Regions from separate parts of the Homo sapiens genome. Here region 1 is linked to region 2. A link is a contact called in ENCODE Hi-C or POLR2A ChIA-PET data. All regions are on one chromosome and are shown on one strand. The core of a region is the stretch at or near the end of the contact, and the rest is flanking DNA. Distances in the headings are between cores, read along the strand shown.

What was found. A loop is a pair of places that touch in the nucleus more often than their neighbours do. ChIA-PET counts read pairs that join two places held with the same protein, here RNA polymerase II (POLR2A). Pooled maps may share reads with other maps.
Region 1: a map of mammary epithelial cell shows a loop between it and region 2 (2.3-fold over the local background). The contact joins two enhancer-like sites. A Hi-C loop is called at or near these places in 3 of 168 maps with a recorded cell type or tissue (CD4-positive, alpha-beta T cell, PC-9 and mammary epithelial cell), 1 of 37 single-sample maps with no recorded cell type and 3 of 50 pooled maps. POLR2A ChIA-PET finds 5 or more read pairs at or near these places in 2 of 52 experiments (MCF 10A and OCI-LY7).

Annotation. Positions count from the first base shown.
Region 1 is chr1:221,944,786-221,951,596 of GRCh38, reverse strand. All of the region lies in intron 1 of LINC02257 (long intergenic non-protein coding RNA 2257), which reads left to right. Among named protein-coding and RNA genes, the nearest start is that of LINC02474, 18 kb to the left of the region's middle. Within about 2 kb of position 3,701, at least 2 of the 41 ENCODE cell types and tissues checked have a DNase peak (open chromatin) inside an H3K27ac peak, as active enhancers do; they include PC-9 and mammary epithelial cell, where a contact is called at or near this core.
Region 2 is chr1:221,888,303-221,895,161 of GRCh38, reverse strand. The region is part of intron 2 of LOC124904517 (a long non-coding RNA gene); the gene reads right to left. Among named protein-coding and RNA genes, the nearest start is that of LINC01655, 51 kb to the right of the region's middle. Within about 2 kb of position 4,106, at least 2 of the 41 ENCODE cell types and tissues checked have a DNase peak (open chromatin) inside an H3K27ac peak, as active enhancers do; they include PC-9 and mammary epithelial cell, where a contact is called at or near this core.

The DNA of each region.
Region 1 (6,811 bases), core at 2,452-4,951, 57 kb before region 2:
GATTGGGGTCTGGGAGATTAACTGAACGTGGTCTGCAGGAAGAGCACATGTATGTTGATGGAGGACTATGCCAAGATATGTAACACTAGGGGAAGAAATTTGAGCCTTAGAGATGGATACTCAGTACCCCTTCAAGTAGAGATGCTGAAGAAGTAGGATAGTGTCCTGCTGGGAGGATTGGTAAGAGGGGCTGCAAAGAAGAAGGTCATCAACATATTGAATAAGGTGGGAGGTAGATGGGCAAAAAGATAGTAAGTCATGAGAGAGAGCCTGACCAAAGTGATATGGGCTGTCCCTAAAACCTTGGGGTAGGACAGTCCAGGTGAGTTGCTGGGACTGGTGGGTGTCAGGGTCAGTCCAAGTAAAGATGAAAAAAGGTTGGGAGGAGGGATGTAAAGGAATAGTAAAGAAGGTGTCTTAGAGGTCAATAACTGAATAATGAGTTGTGGAAGCAGGTATTGAAGACAGGAGAGTGTAAAGGTTTAGCACTATAGGATGGATGGGAATGACGATTTGATTAATAAGGTGAAGATCCTGAAACAACCTGTAAGACTTGTCTGGTTTTTGGACAGGTAGGATAGAGGAGTTGTAAGGAGAATTTGTAGGCTTTAAAAGGCCATGTTGTAACAGGTGAGTGATAATAGGCTTCAGTCCTCTTAGAGCCTGCTGTGGGATGGGACACTGGCAATGAGCAGGGTAAAGGTGATTAGGTTTTAATGGAATGGTAAGGGGTGCATAGTCAGTTGCCAAAGAAGGAGTAGAGGTATCCCATACTTGTGGATTAAGGTGGGGAGACACAAGGGGAGGATGCAAAAGAGGCCTTAAATTGAGCAAAAAGGCAGCAATGAAGTGTGGCTGTAGCCCAGGAATAGTCAGGGAAGCAGATAATTTGGTTAAAATGTCTCAGCCTAATAAGAGAAGTAGGCAGGTGGGGATAATTTAAAAAGAGTGTATAAAAGAATATTGTCCAAGTTGACACCAGAGTGGGGGAGCTTTAAGAGGTTTAGAAGACTGGCTGTCAATAACCAAAACAGTTATGGGGGCAAGGGAAACAGGCCCTTTAAAAGAAGGTAATTTGAAGTGGGTAGCCCCCATATCGATTAAAAAGGGTTACCCTCCACTGTAAGAGCTACCTGAAGCTCAGTGTCCGTGATAGTCCAGGGGGCTTCCGAGGTGGTCAGGCAGTGTCAGTCTTCAGCCACTAAGCTGAGGAGATCTGGGAAGGAGTCAGCCAGAGAACCTGAGGTTTTTGTTCCAGCATGTCTAGGAGAGGCTGTAATCCTAGTTGGACAGTCTGACTTCTAGTGGGGTCCCACACAGACAGGACAAGGCTTAGGAGGAATCCTAGGCTGCGGGCATTCCGAGGCCCTGTGGCTGAGTTTTTGGCATTTGAAGCAAGGTCCATGAGGAGATTTTAAAGAAGTGCCTGGAGGCTGTGGTTTGGTTGTTCTGAAGTTTTTGTGTGCTGAAGGCATGGCCGGGGTTTGTCTTACAGTGGAGGCAAGCAGTTGCAGCTCTGAAATACATTGCTGCTTTGCTGACTCTTCTCTATTGTTGAACACCTTTAAGGCATGGTTAATTAAGTCTTTTTATGGGGTTTGAGGGCTGGAATCTAGTTTTTGGAGTTTTTTCCTAATGTCGGGAGCAGACTGGGTAATAAAATGCATATTAAGAATGAGACAGCCTTCTGGGCCTTCTGGGTCCAGAGCTGTAAAACGTCTAAGGGTAGCTGCCAAGTGGGCCATGAACTGGGCTGGGTTTTCATCCTTACCTTGGGTGGCTTCTTTAAGCTTGTCATAATTAACAGCTTTTTATGCTGCCTTTTTGAGCCCTTCAACTAGGCGAGAGACCATACAATCTCACCTAGCTGTACCTCTGGAGCCTGTTTGGTATTCCCATTAGGGATCCTCTCAGGGAACTGCCCTGGTGCCTTCTTGGAGGCCTGGCTCATGACTCCAGCAGTTGTCAGCATGAGATTGGGCTAGGTTATAAACTCTTTCTCACTCATCTGGGAAGAGGGTAGAGGTCAGAATGATGTTTAAGTCACTCCAGATTAAACTGTAGGACTGAGTTAAATATTGGAATTCATATATGTATTTAGTGGGGTCTGATGAGAAAGAGCCCAAATGCTGACTGATTTGGGAAAGGTCTGATAGAGAAAAAGGTACATGAACCCTTACTATGCCCTCAGCTCCAGCCACCTCTCTAAGAGGAAATTGTTGGGCAGGTGGGCGAGAGCTAGTCATGGAATGAAACTGTAAGCTGAACCGAGTGTGAGGAGGGGAGATGATAGAAGAATTATAAGGTGGGGGAGCAGAGGTTGAGGAAGAATTGGAACTTGATTCAGCATGTTGAGGAGTGGCCTTGGGAGGGGGAGAAAGGTCAGAGGGGTCTGAAGAAAAGAAGGATTCAGAGGACTCTGAGGTTGGGGTAGAGACTGAAGAAATGGACAGGAGAGAAAGAAGAAAGATTTAGGGTGAGTCGCATTGGGGTCAGAGGCTAAGGAGGGAACAAAGTGTAAAAAACGCTTGGACGTAAGACATCTCAGACCATTTACCCAATTTTCAACAAAAATTATCTAGGTCTTACAGGATGGAGAAATCAAAAGTGCCATTTTCTGGCCATTTGAAACCACTGTTGAGTTTGTACTGGGGCCAAGCAGTATTGCAGAAGAAAAAAAGATGTTTGGGTTTTAGGTCAGGTGTTAGTTGAAGAGGTTTTGAATTTTTAAGAACACAGGCTAAGGGGGAAGAGGGAGGAATGGTGGGTGGAAGGTTGCCCATAGTGAAGGAGGTAAATTTGAAGAGAAAGGTAAAGACAGAGAAGGGGAGGTGGGCAGCTACCAGGCTTTCAGTAGGCGTCCCTGACTGAGTCCTAGGCTGCAATGTGGGTGAGCAACCAAAGCAGCTGTCCCTGCAATCGGCTTGCCACCAGGGGAGTGTGGGTGAATGATCAAGGCAGGCGTCCCCACAGTGATCAGACACCAATGGAATGTGGGTCAGTGATCAAAGCAGTTGTCCCTGCAATGATCAGACACCAAGGGAAGACTGTCTTCCCGGGTCCGTGACTGACATTGGAGTTTTTGAATCCACAGAAAAAATGTGTCTCCCTTGTCTCTACTAGAGAGGAAAAGGAGCTGAAATTGAAAGGAGAGAGAAATTGAAGGGTAGCAAGAGAGGCTGGAGAAGAGAGTATAAAGGACCAGTTACCTGATTTGAAATTGGTGAGATGCTCCTTGGGCTGGTCTGAGGACCCGAGGTCATAGGTGGATCTCCTCATGGAGAGAGGGCAAGGACATGGGACAGGTCTCCAGAAGGAGTCCCCCTGTCCTGGGTTTTGGCACCAAGTGTCATGCATGTCCATATAGAAGACCACCTAAACAGGCTTTTTTGTGAGCAACAAGGCTGTTTATTCACTTGGGCGCAAGTGGGCTGAGTCCAAAAAGAGAGTCAGCGAAGGGAAGATAGGAGAGGGACAGCTTTACAGGACTTGGGTAGGCAGTGGAAAGTTACAGTTGAAGGTGTCTGTTGTCTAGCAGGGGAGGGGGTCATAAGGTGCACGGTGGGGAGATCATGAGACCCATTGTCCAGGAGAAGAATGTCATAACCTCGATTGATCAGTTAGGGTAGGGCAGGAACAAGTCATAATGGTGGAATGTTGTAGGTTTGGTTAATCAGTTAAGGCAGAAACTGGCTGTTTCAATTCTTTTGTGGTTTTTCGGCTGCTCCAGACTTGTTGTCTCCTGCAGGCCATCTGGATGTATACTTGCAGGTCACAGGGGTTACAATGGCTTAGCTCCGGCTTAGAGGCCTGACAGTAAATATTGCTGTTTTACATTAATTAATTTTTCTATGAGGAAGCATATATTACTAAAACCTACAAAATGTATTTTGCAAAATCTTGTAGATGACAGTTCAAAATCTTTTTAGATTTTCACTAAAAAGGCTACTAAGAGTTACAAATTTTAATTAATATATGTAATTCTGTATGCAAAGTACACAAAAAAGTAAGATATGTTTTGGTGATAAAAAATTTAAAAAAAACTTAAAGATATATTTTTTGTTGGAAAAAGTAATTTTGCTTAATTTTGAGGTTATTTAAAGGTTATTTCAAAATATAAATATAAGAAGGAAATAAAAAGGCACAAATAAACCAGTAAGTAGAAGAAAGAGATGCAAAAAGTTATGTATGAGGGTATATTTTAGGAAAAAAATGAAAAGTGAAAGAGGGTAATTTTTTTGTATGAGAGAAGTTTGTGTGGTCAAAATAATAAGAAAAAAAGAGAAGCAAGTTTTTGTCCTAAGGTAGAATGATTTGTTGTCCCAATAGGATAAGAAAAAGAAATAGAGGACAAAACTGAAAGTCTAAGCAAATTGTAGAAGGTTTGTGAAGAATGAATCTTATAAAAAAATCTTGTGTGATTAAGTTGACTTAAATTAAGATGGATTCCCAAGGCCGAACAAGATGGCAAAGTAGAAGGCTCAACTGATTGTCCTTCCACAAGGACAAGTAAACAACTATCTACACAGAAAAAACACCTTCATTAGAATCAAAAGTCAAGTGAGCAGTATCACTGAAAGAGGCAACGAAGAGATAGAAAAAACAGTCGGTAATTGCTGACGTCACTCCCTTCCACCTGCAGCAGCAGTGTGGTGCGGAGAGCCTCTCAGGGTACTGGGAGAGGTAGGATACAACAATTGTGAGGCGTTGAACTCAGTTTCTGTCTTGTTAGAGCAGAAAGTAAAACTGGGCCAAACCTAGCTGTCACCTCCCCATGGAGGGAACATTTAAGCCAGCTCTAGCCAAACTGGAATCATGGATCCCAGTGGTGAGAACTTGAGTGTCTGCAAACCTCACCACAGAGGGCTACAGCACTGGGTCTCCAAGTAAACTTGAAAGGCAACCTAGGCCATAAGGAAAGTAACTCTTAGGCAAGCCCTAGTGCTAAACTAGGCCCAGAGACAATGGACAAGGGGTGAACATGACATACTGAGACACCAGTTGGGGCAATCTAGGGACTGCTGGCCTCATCCCTCCCCTCCCCAAGGCTGCACAGCTCAAGGCTTCAAAAGAGATCCCTTCCTTTCACCTGAGGAGAGAAGAGGAAAGAGATGGGGAGGACTTTGCCTTACATCTTGGAAACCAGTTCAACCACAGCAGGGTAGGGCACCAGATAGAGTCATGAGGCCCCTGTTTTAGGGCCTTGCTGCCAGATGACATTTCTAGACACAACCTAGCCAGAAGGGGACCTGCTGCCTTGAAGGAAAGTATCTAGTCCTGGCAGCAGCATTCATCACCTGCTAACTGAAGAGCCCTTGAGCCCTGAATAACCAGCAGCAATACCCAGGTACTACACCAAAAGCCTTAAGTGAGCCTCTGAGACTTGCTGGCTTCAGGTGAGACTCAGCACATTCCCAGCTTTGGTGGCTACAGGGAAAAACCCCTTCTGCTTGAGAAAAGCAAAGGAAAATATAAAGGGGACTTTGTCTTACACCTTAGGTACCATGATGGCAATGGGGGCAGAAAACCAAGCAAGATCTTAGGGTCCCTGATTCCAGAACTGGACTCTTGGATGGCATTTCTGGACCTGCTCTGGGATAGAAGGGAGACAACTTCCCTGAAGAATGAGTCCCATGCCAGGCAGCATTCACCACAAGCTGGCTGAAGAGCCCTTGGGCCTTACAGGACCATTGGCTGGTAGTCTGGTAGTACTCCTTGTGGCCTGGGGTGGCACTGGTTACAGGGTGCAGCTCCTCTGCCTTCGGAAAGAAGCAGGAAGAGTGGGAAGGACTGCATCTTTTAGTATGAGTGCTGGCTCAGCCATAATAAAATAGAGCACCAGGTAGATTTCTAAGGTATTTGACTCTTGTCTCTGACTCTCAGACAGCACCTGTGAAACTACCTTGGGCCTGGGGGAACTTGCTGCCCTGAAGGTGAGGATACAGGCATGGCTGACATTGTCACCTGCTGATTGTAGGGCCTCAGGGCTTTAAGCAAACATAGGCAGTAGCCAGGGAATGGTTATAGCAGGCCTTGGGTTTCAGGTCTGACCTATTGCAGTCACAGTGGTGGTGGCCACAGGGGTGCTTGTGACACTTCATTCCCAGCTTTATGTGGCTCAGAATAGAGAGAAGACTCCATTTGTTTGGGAGAAAGTAGGAGAAGAGAACAAGAGTCTCTATCTGGTAATACAGAGAATTCTTCCAGATCTGGTCTAAGACCATCAAGATGGTACCTCTACAAGCCTGGAAGAACCACAGTGATACTGGGCTTGGGGTGCCCCATAAATCAGATACAGCTTAGATCACAATACCAAAGTCCTTTCAAATATCTGGAAAACCTTTGTAAGAAGGATGGCTACAAACAAGTGTAGATAGTAAGACTACAATAAATACCTAATTCCTGAATGCCCAGACACTAAAGAACATCTGTTAGCATCAACATCATCCACGAAAACATGACCTTACCAAATGAACTAAATAAGACACCAGGGACCAATCCTGGAGAAACAGATATGTGACCTTTCAGGTAGAGATTTCAAAATAGCTGTGTCAAGGTAATGCAAAGAAATTCAAGATCACAAAAAGGAGTTCAGAATTCTATCAGATACATTTAACAAAGAGATTGAAATAATTAGAATCAGGCCAAAATTCTGGAGCTGAAAAATGCAATTGGCATACTGAAGAATACATCAGAATCCTTTTATAGGAGAATTGATCAAGGAGAAGAAAAGGATCCTAAAAGCAGCAAGAGAAAAAAACCAAATAATATACAACGGAACTCCAATAGTCTGGCTGCCAAAAGTCTGACA
Region 2 (6,859 bases), core at 2,857-5,356:
GGTAGTGAGCATAGTACCCAATAGTAATTCAGGCCCTGCTCCATTCCCTCCCTTCTCTCTCTAATAGTCCCCAGAGTCTGTTGTTGACATCTTTATGTCCATGAGTTTCCATTGTTCGGCTCCCGCTTATAAACGAGAACATGTGGTATTTGGTTTTCTGTTCCTGCATTCATTTGCTTAGGATAATGGCCTCCACCTGTACCCATGCTGCTGCAAAGGACATGATTTGCTTCTTTTTATGGCTGCACAGTATTCCATGGTGTATATGTACCACATTTTCTTTATGCAGTCCACCACTGATGGACACCTAGATTGATTCCATGTCTTTGCTATGGTGAATAGTGCTTGCAATGTACACATAAGTGCATATGTGTTTTTGGTAGAATGATTTTTTTTTCTCTTGGATATATAGCCAGTAATGTGATTGCTGGGTTGAATGGTAGCTCTGTTTTAAGTTCTTTCAGAAATCTCCAAGTTGCTTTCCACGGTAGCTAAACTAGTTTATATTCTACCAACAGTGTACAAGCATTCTCTTTTCTTCTTAGTCCTGCCAGCATCTGTTGTTTTTGACTTTTTAATCATAGCCATTCTGACTGATATGAGATGAAATCTCATTGTGGATTTAATTTGTATTTCTCTGGTAAGTGATGTTGAACATGTTTTCATATGCTTCTTGGCCACTTGTGTGTTTTCTTTTGAAAAATGTCTGTTCATGTCTTTTGCCCACTTTTAAATTTTTTTTTTTGTTCTTTATAGATTCTGAATATTAGGTCTTTGTTGGATGCATAGTTTGTGAATACTTTCTCCCATTCCGTAGGTTGTCTGTTTACTCTGTTACTTCCTTTTGCTGTGCAGAATCTCCTTAATGTAATTAGTTCTCAGTTGTCAATTTTTGTTTTTGCTACAATTGCTTTTGAGGACTTAGCCATACATTATTTCCCAAGATTAATGCCCAGAATGGTGTTTTCTAGGTTTTCTTCTAGGATGCTTATAGTTTGAGGTCTTATATTTAAGTCTTTAATCCATCTGGAGTTAATTTTTATATATGATGAAAGGTAGGGGTCGAGTTTTATTCTTCTGCCTATGGCTAGCCAGCTGTCATAGAACCATTTATTGAATAGGGGAGTCCTTTCCTCATTGCTTATTTTTGCTGATGTCATCAAAGATCAGGCAAAGGTGTGCTGCAGGTATGCAACTTTATTTCTGGGTTCTCTATTCTGTTCCATTGGTCTATGTGTTTTTTGTTTGTTTGTTTTGTTGTTTTTGCTTTTTTGAGATGGAGTCTCACTCTGTTGCCCAGGCTGGAGTGCAGCGGCACCATCTCGGCTCACTGTAAGCTCCATCCCCTGGGTTCAAGCGATTCTCCTGCCTCAGCCTCCCCAGTAGCTGGGATTACAAGTGCCCACCATAACGCCTGGCTAATTTTTGTGTTTTTAGTGGAGATGGGGTTTCATCACATTGGCGGGGCTGGTCTCGAACTCCTGACCTCAAGCGATCTGCCCACCTTGGCCTCCCAAAGTGCTGGGATTAAAGGTGTGAGCCACCGCACCCAGCCTATAAGTTTGTTTTTGTACCAGTACCATGCTGTTTGGGTTATTATAGTCTTATAGGTTGAAATCAGATAATGTGATGCCTCCGGCTTTGTGTTTGTATAGGATTGCTTTGGCTATTTGGGCTCTTTTTCGGTTCCATATGAATTTTAGAATAGTTTTTTTTTTTTCTAATTCTGTGGAAAATGCCATTGGTAGTTTGACAGGAATAGCATTGAATCTGTAGATTGCTTTAGACAGTATAGCCATTTAATGATACTGATTCTTCCAATCCATGAGCATGGAATATTTTTCCATTTGTTCATGTCACGTATGATTTCTTTCATCAGTGTTTTGTAGTTCTCCTTGTGGAGATCTTTCACCTCCTTGGTTAGATGTATTCCTAGGTATTTTAATTTTTTGTGGGTATTGTAAATGGGATTGTGTCCTTGACTTGGCTCTCAACTTGGACATTATTGGTGTATAGAAATGCTACTGATTTTTGTACATTGATGTGTATCCTGAAACCTTCCTAAAGTTTATCAGTTCTAGGAGCCTTTTGGTGGTGTCTTTGGGGTTTTCTAGGTATAGAATCATATCAGCTGTGAAGAGAGAGAGTTTGACTCCCTGAAGAGGCATCCCTATTTGGATGCCTTTTATTTCTTTCTCTTGCCTGATTGGCCTGGCTAGCACTTCTAAATACTATGTTGAATAGGAGTGGTGAGAGTGGACATCTGTGTCTTGCTTCAGTTCTCAAGAGAAATACTTTCAGCTTTTCCCATTCAGTATAATGTTGGCTGTAGGTTTGCCATAGACAGCTCTGATTATTTTGAGGTATGCTCCTTCAATGCCTAGTTTGTTGAGGGGATTTCCTTTTAGAAAACTCAGAAACAGGTCCTGAGGCTGAAATCTTTGTCCCAGAGGTTCCCCCCACCCCACCCCTTCCTAATATCTTGTGACCCAAAGCTTCCTCACAGCTGGAACTAATGCTGCTATAAATGCCTAACTTCTGAGGCAGTTTAGATATAAAGAAATAATTTCACAGAAGTTACTAATGTGGAGGTTGTCACACTCAAGCTGAGAAGTCTCACACAACTGGAAATGTGTAGCTGATTCCCAGAGGCTTTGATACTGTTTGGGGCAGTCTCTAAGGCTAACCAGACCATTTGGATGTGCAGGATAAAATACCTCCTAGCTTAATAGAATGGACAGAACCTTGTTAGACTTCAGCAGGAATTTGGTCCTTCAACATGAGGAGCTTTCTCAGTTGGGCAGTGTGATGGTTAATTAGGAAGGCAGAGGTAATTACGGAGCTGACTTATTGGAATAGCAGCTGCTAAATGACAGATTTCTTGTTCATCAAGCATCCTGAAGGTGGTGTCTTGGTATTTAGCTTCTTCTTATGTGGATAAACAGAGACTAATATCTGGGGACACTACCTTGCCCACAATCTTGTTCCATCCTTTTTGGGATCTTATTTAATGTACAATGTTCAGTGGTTTAAGGTGAGAGCAGATCCATTCACTGGGCCTCATATACTTGAAGTTGTATGATTGTCAAACTTTCTGTCTGCTGGCAAGGCAGAGAGGGATAAGAGAAAGCTGATGAAAATATCATAATTCTGATTCAATTAGTCAGTCAGCCTGGTCAACAGAAAGATGCCTACAGATTTTAATTGGCCTCGGGGGAGGAGAACAGAATGTTCTAAGATGTCCTTGTTCACCCTGATATTGCATTATCTGGGCCACAGGGCAGCTGCAATCTTTCCCCCAGGGCTCAGGATGTCTGCCTAGAAATAAACTTCAAATTTAGTGTTAACCTTTTTACCACCATGTTGCTTCAAAACAGATATTCTTCAGTGGAGTTAGCTTTAGAGATGTAAAATCTGTCCCATTTCTAAGTAGGTCAATATTATTCCTAGAATACTAACCCCAGAGGACACTGATGTTGGGGGATGAGCAGTTCTATCTAAGCAGGGGGGTCAGAAATTTGGGTCTGTGTTCTCCTGCTAATTTCACCCATAATTCCAGAAACCAGTGCTTTCACTTCTCCATGCCTTGGAATCTCTGTCAATGAAACAGGAATGGCTGTGCTCTCTTGAAAAAATAATCTGCTTTGAAGTCATAAAATCCAAAGTACCAACCCTCACTTGTTCTAGGGGATGAAGGTGAAAAGGTTTCGTGATCAAATGACACTGTCATATTTTAAGAGCTTCTTTTCTACGTACATTTTCAAATCATGAAATTCATATGCTGTGTTAGGGTAAGCTAAGTTTTGCTGTGGCAATAAACTCCCAAATCCCAAAGGCTATTCCTCACTTTCCGAACAGTCTGATGCAGGTCAGGCTGCTCTCCTTGGTGGCTACCCTTCAACAGTGATGAGACATTTAGGCTGTTTCTATCTTGCACCTTTGCTGTTTCAGAGTTCTTTGTTTCCAGGCATAGTGGCAAGAGAGAGGGCATGTATGGAACTCACCACCCTTCTTTCCTACCTCAGACAGAAAGTGCCAAGCATTACTTTACTCACACACCTGCCTGTGAACCAGAGTTAGTCACATAACCCCATCATAAATACAAGGGAGGCTGAGAAGCATGAGGGAGCTTGTGGAATATTTGGGGAGTGCTGGTGTTTGTGCTACATATTCTAGGAGTGTTATTATTGTTTTATGTCCAACCCAGGCAAGGATTCAAAATGAAGAAACATTTATTCAACAAACTTACCAAGTACTACCAACTAGAGATATAAAGATAAATGAGACCCAGGTCCAGCCCAAATAATTCATAGCTGGGAGATGGGCATGGGGAAAGATGCAAACAAGGAAATTATTGGGAAATTCATAATTGCTTAGAGGTAAAAATGAAATGTGTGGGAAGACAGAGTAGGTAAGGCTCTACAAAAGAACTGACTTGAAAGATGGTCCTTAGGTTCTGGAAGGAGGACTAGGAGTTTACCAGATGGTGATGTTGGGGTGGATGGATTCCATAAGAAGGAAAAAGGAGCTTAGGGTCAGACTTCCTTTGTTTTCAAAGTCAACATGGGAGGCCCCTGCAGTCCACTGCACTAGGCCTGTGCTTCTTAAAAAAAAGTAAAAGTGAGTAGATGCTGAAGCCTCAATTTTACAGTTTCCAAATGAATAGTAAGAATAAAAAGGCTTGAAAAAGAAAGTAGATAAAATAAAGTCTTTGGAAACAGTAAGAGAAAGGCCTCGCAAATCATTCCCTGCCAGGCTGGCTCAGTAAAATTTTGGGTGGCACAAGTGGCCCTATCTGCTATCAAATTCAATTATTTTGCCAGCAAAGCTCTAAGAATGGTGATAGCTGCTTTTGCTGGAGGGTTTCTCTTATTCATTATTTACAACCCCATCATCCTGGAAAACTGATATTTTGGCCTAAAAAATTAGGATCCAAGGCCAAAAACATTATTTCCAGAAAATGACAGGACATATAGTAAAAACTTCTGGATGGTACAAGCTCCCCAAGGGCTTGGATGTCCACTTTTTGATATGGGGCCTTCTAGAAAAGGTTATTGGCCATAATACCTTACATTTGCATGGTATTTGAAAGATTGCAAAGCATTTTTAAGTATCCATTAAGTGAGTTAATTAAAAAAAAAAGAGAGACCAGTATTGAGAAGGGCATGGGAAACTGGTAGTTTTTTGCATTATTAGGAGAATAATGCATTATTAGGAGAATTGCTGCCCCCTTTTTGGAGAACATTTTGGCAATGCCTACTTTTTAACCTAGCAATCACACTTCTAGGATTTATCCTTGAACTATGTTTGCACTAAATCAAAAGCCCAACATGAGTTCATTTGCAGTATTTGAAATTTAAAAAGGTAGGGAGAAAACTTACTATCTATGAAGTGGGAATATCCAAATAATTCATTATGTACTAGAACTATAAAATGCTATACATCTTGAAAAATGAGAAAAATCTGATGCCTTGACATGGAAAGATGTCCATGAGGCTGCTTAATAAAAGTTCCAAGCACATGTGTGTGTGTGCTTGGCTTGCCCAAGCCCTGCACCTCCTAAATGACAGCACCGGATTCAAATCTAAATAATCTCAATTTAGGTCCTGGATGCTTTGCACTTTATTTCACTTCCAGCACCCATGGGGTAGGATCTGGACATGAATGAGACTTCCTACCAACCAGCTCCAGGAAGTTGGGAAAAAATAGAAAAATCCCGTGGAAATAACTCTTGGTTAAGAAGAATAAGATTTGGGCTTCAAGCTCTGCTCTTTCACTGTCAGCTGTGTGACATGCCACAATCTCTTTGCCTCTCTGGAAACCACCATTCTTCACCTTCCTCATCCCTACCTCCTCCACTTCCCTCTGTGCTGTTCTATATGGGGGAGCTGGAGCCACAGGTGGTTCCTGAACCCTTGAAATGTGTCCAGGATGACTGAAAATCTGAAAGTTTAATTTGATTTTCATTTGAATGAATTTAAAGTTTATTTAGCCACATAGGGCTATTGGGATGGTTCTGGGTAGTACAGGGCAGAGTGATTCTTAGGAGACACCCCAGCAACCCGAGAATCATTACATAACAGGGAAGAGTTATTTGATCACACTGTGTGAAGGCAGATTTTTTAAACGTTGGTTGAGAAGCACTATGTGCAACATAAAGTTAAAACTATTCAGTGTGGCAATCACCAAGATGCCACATTTCTAGACCGGTTCCAGCCATACCAACATATTCATCAGGCTCCTAAGCCCATCCTCCTTCTCACACTGTTCCCTCTGCGTTAAATGCTGGCTCCCATCCTCCTTCTCACACTGTTCCCTCTGCGTTAAATGCTGGCTCCCATCCTCCTTACCTGGATCCTACCCATCCTTCCAGGCACAGGTGAAGGTACCTTGTTGGTGAAACCCTCTTTGACCTCCACATTCACTCTTCAACTCGCCAGTGAGGTGAATCACCCTCTCCCAGCATGGGTTACATTCACCTCATTACAGCACGGTTGTGGATCCAGGTCTAACATGGAGACAGACAGTGTAACGCGGCATGCGGAATTCTCTGATGGAGACAGATCCAGGGTGCTCTGGAGACCCAGAGAAGGGGCTCGTCAAGCTAGGTTCGAGGGAGTGGGTTCTCAGAAAAACAGATGTGAAGACAGAATGTGTGCAAGAACATTTTGTTAGGGGAAACACCTGTGAGATAAAATAGCCCAGGAGCGTGGAGAGGCTGAAAGGGCCATCAGACCACATCACAAACGCATGATGGATTTTAGAGCCCCGTCTGCGCTGAGTTAATTATGGTCCCTGATGTTGCTCCCCGATGTCGGAGATCTGAGAAGTGCAATTATAGCCGCCACAGAGGGTGATG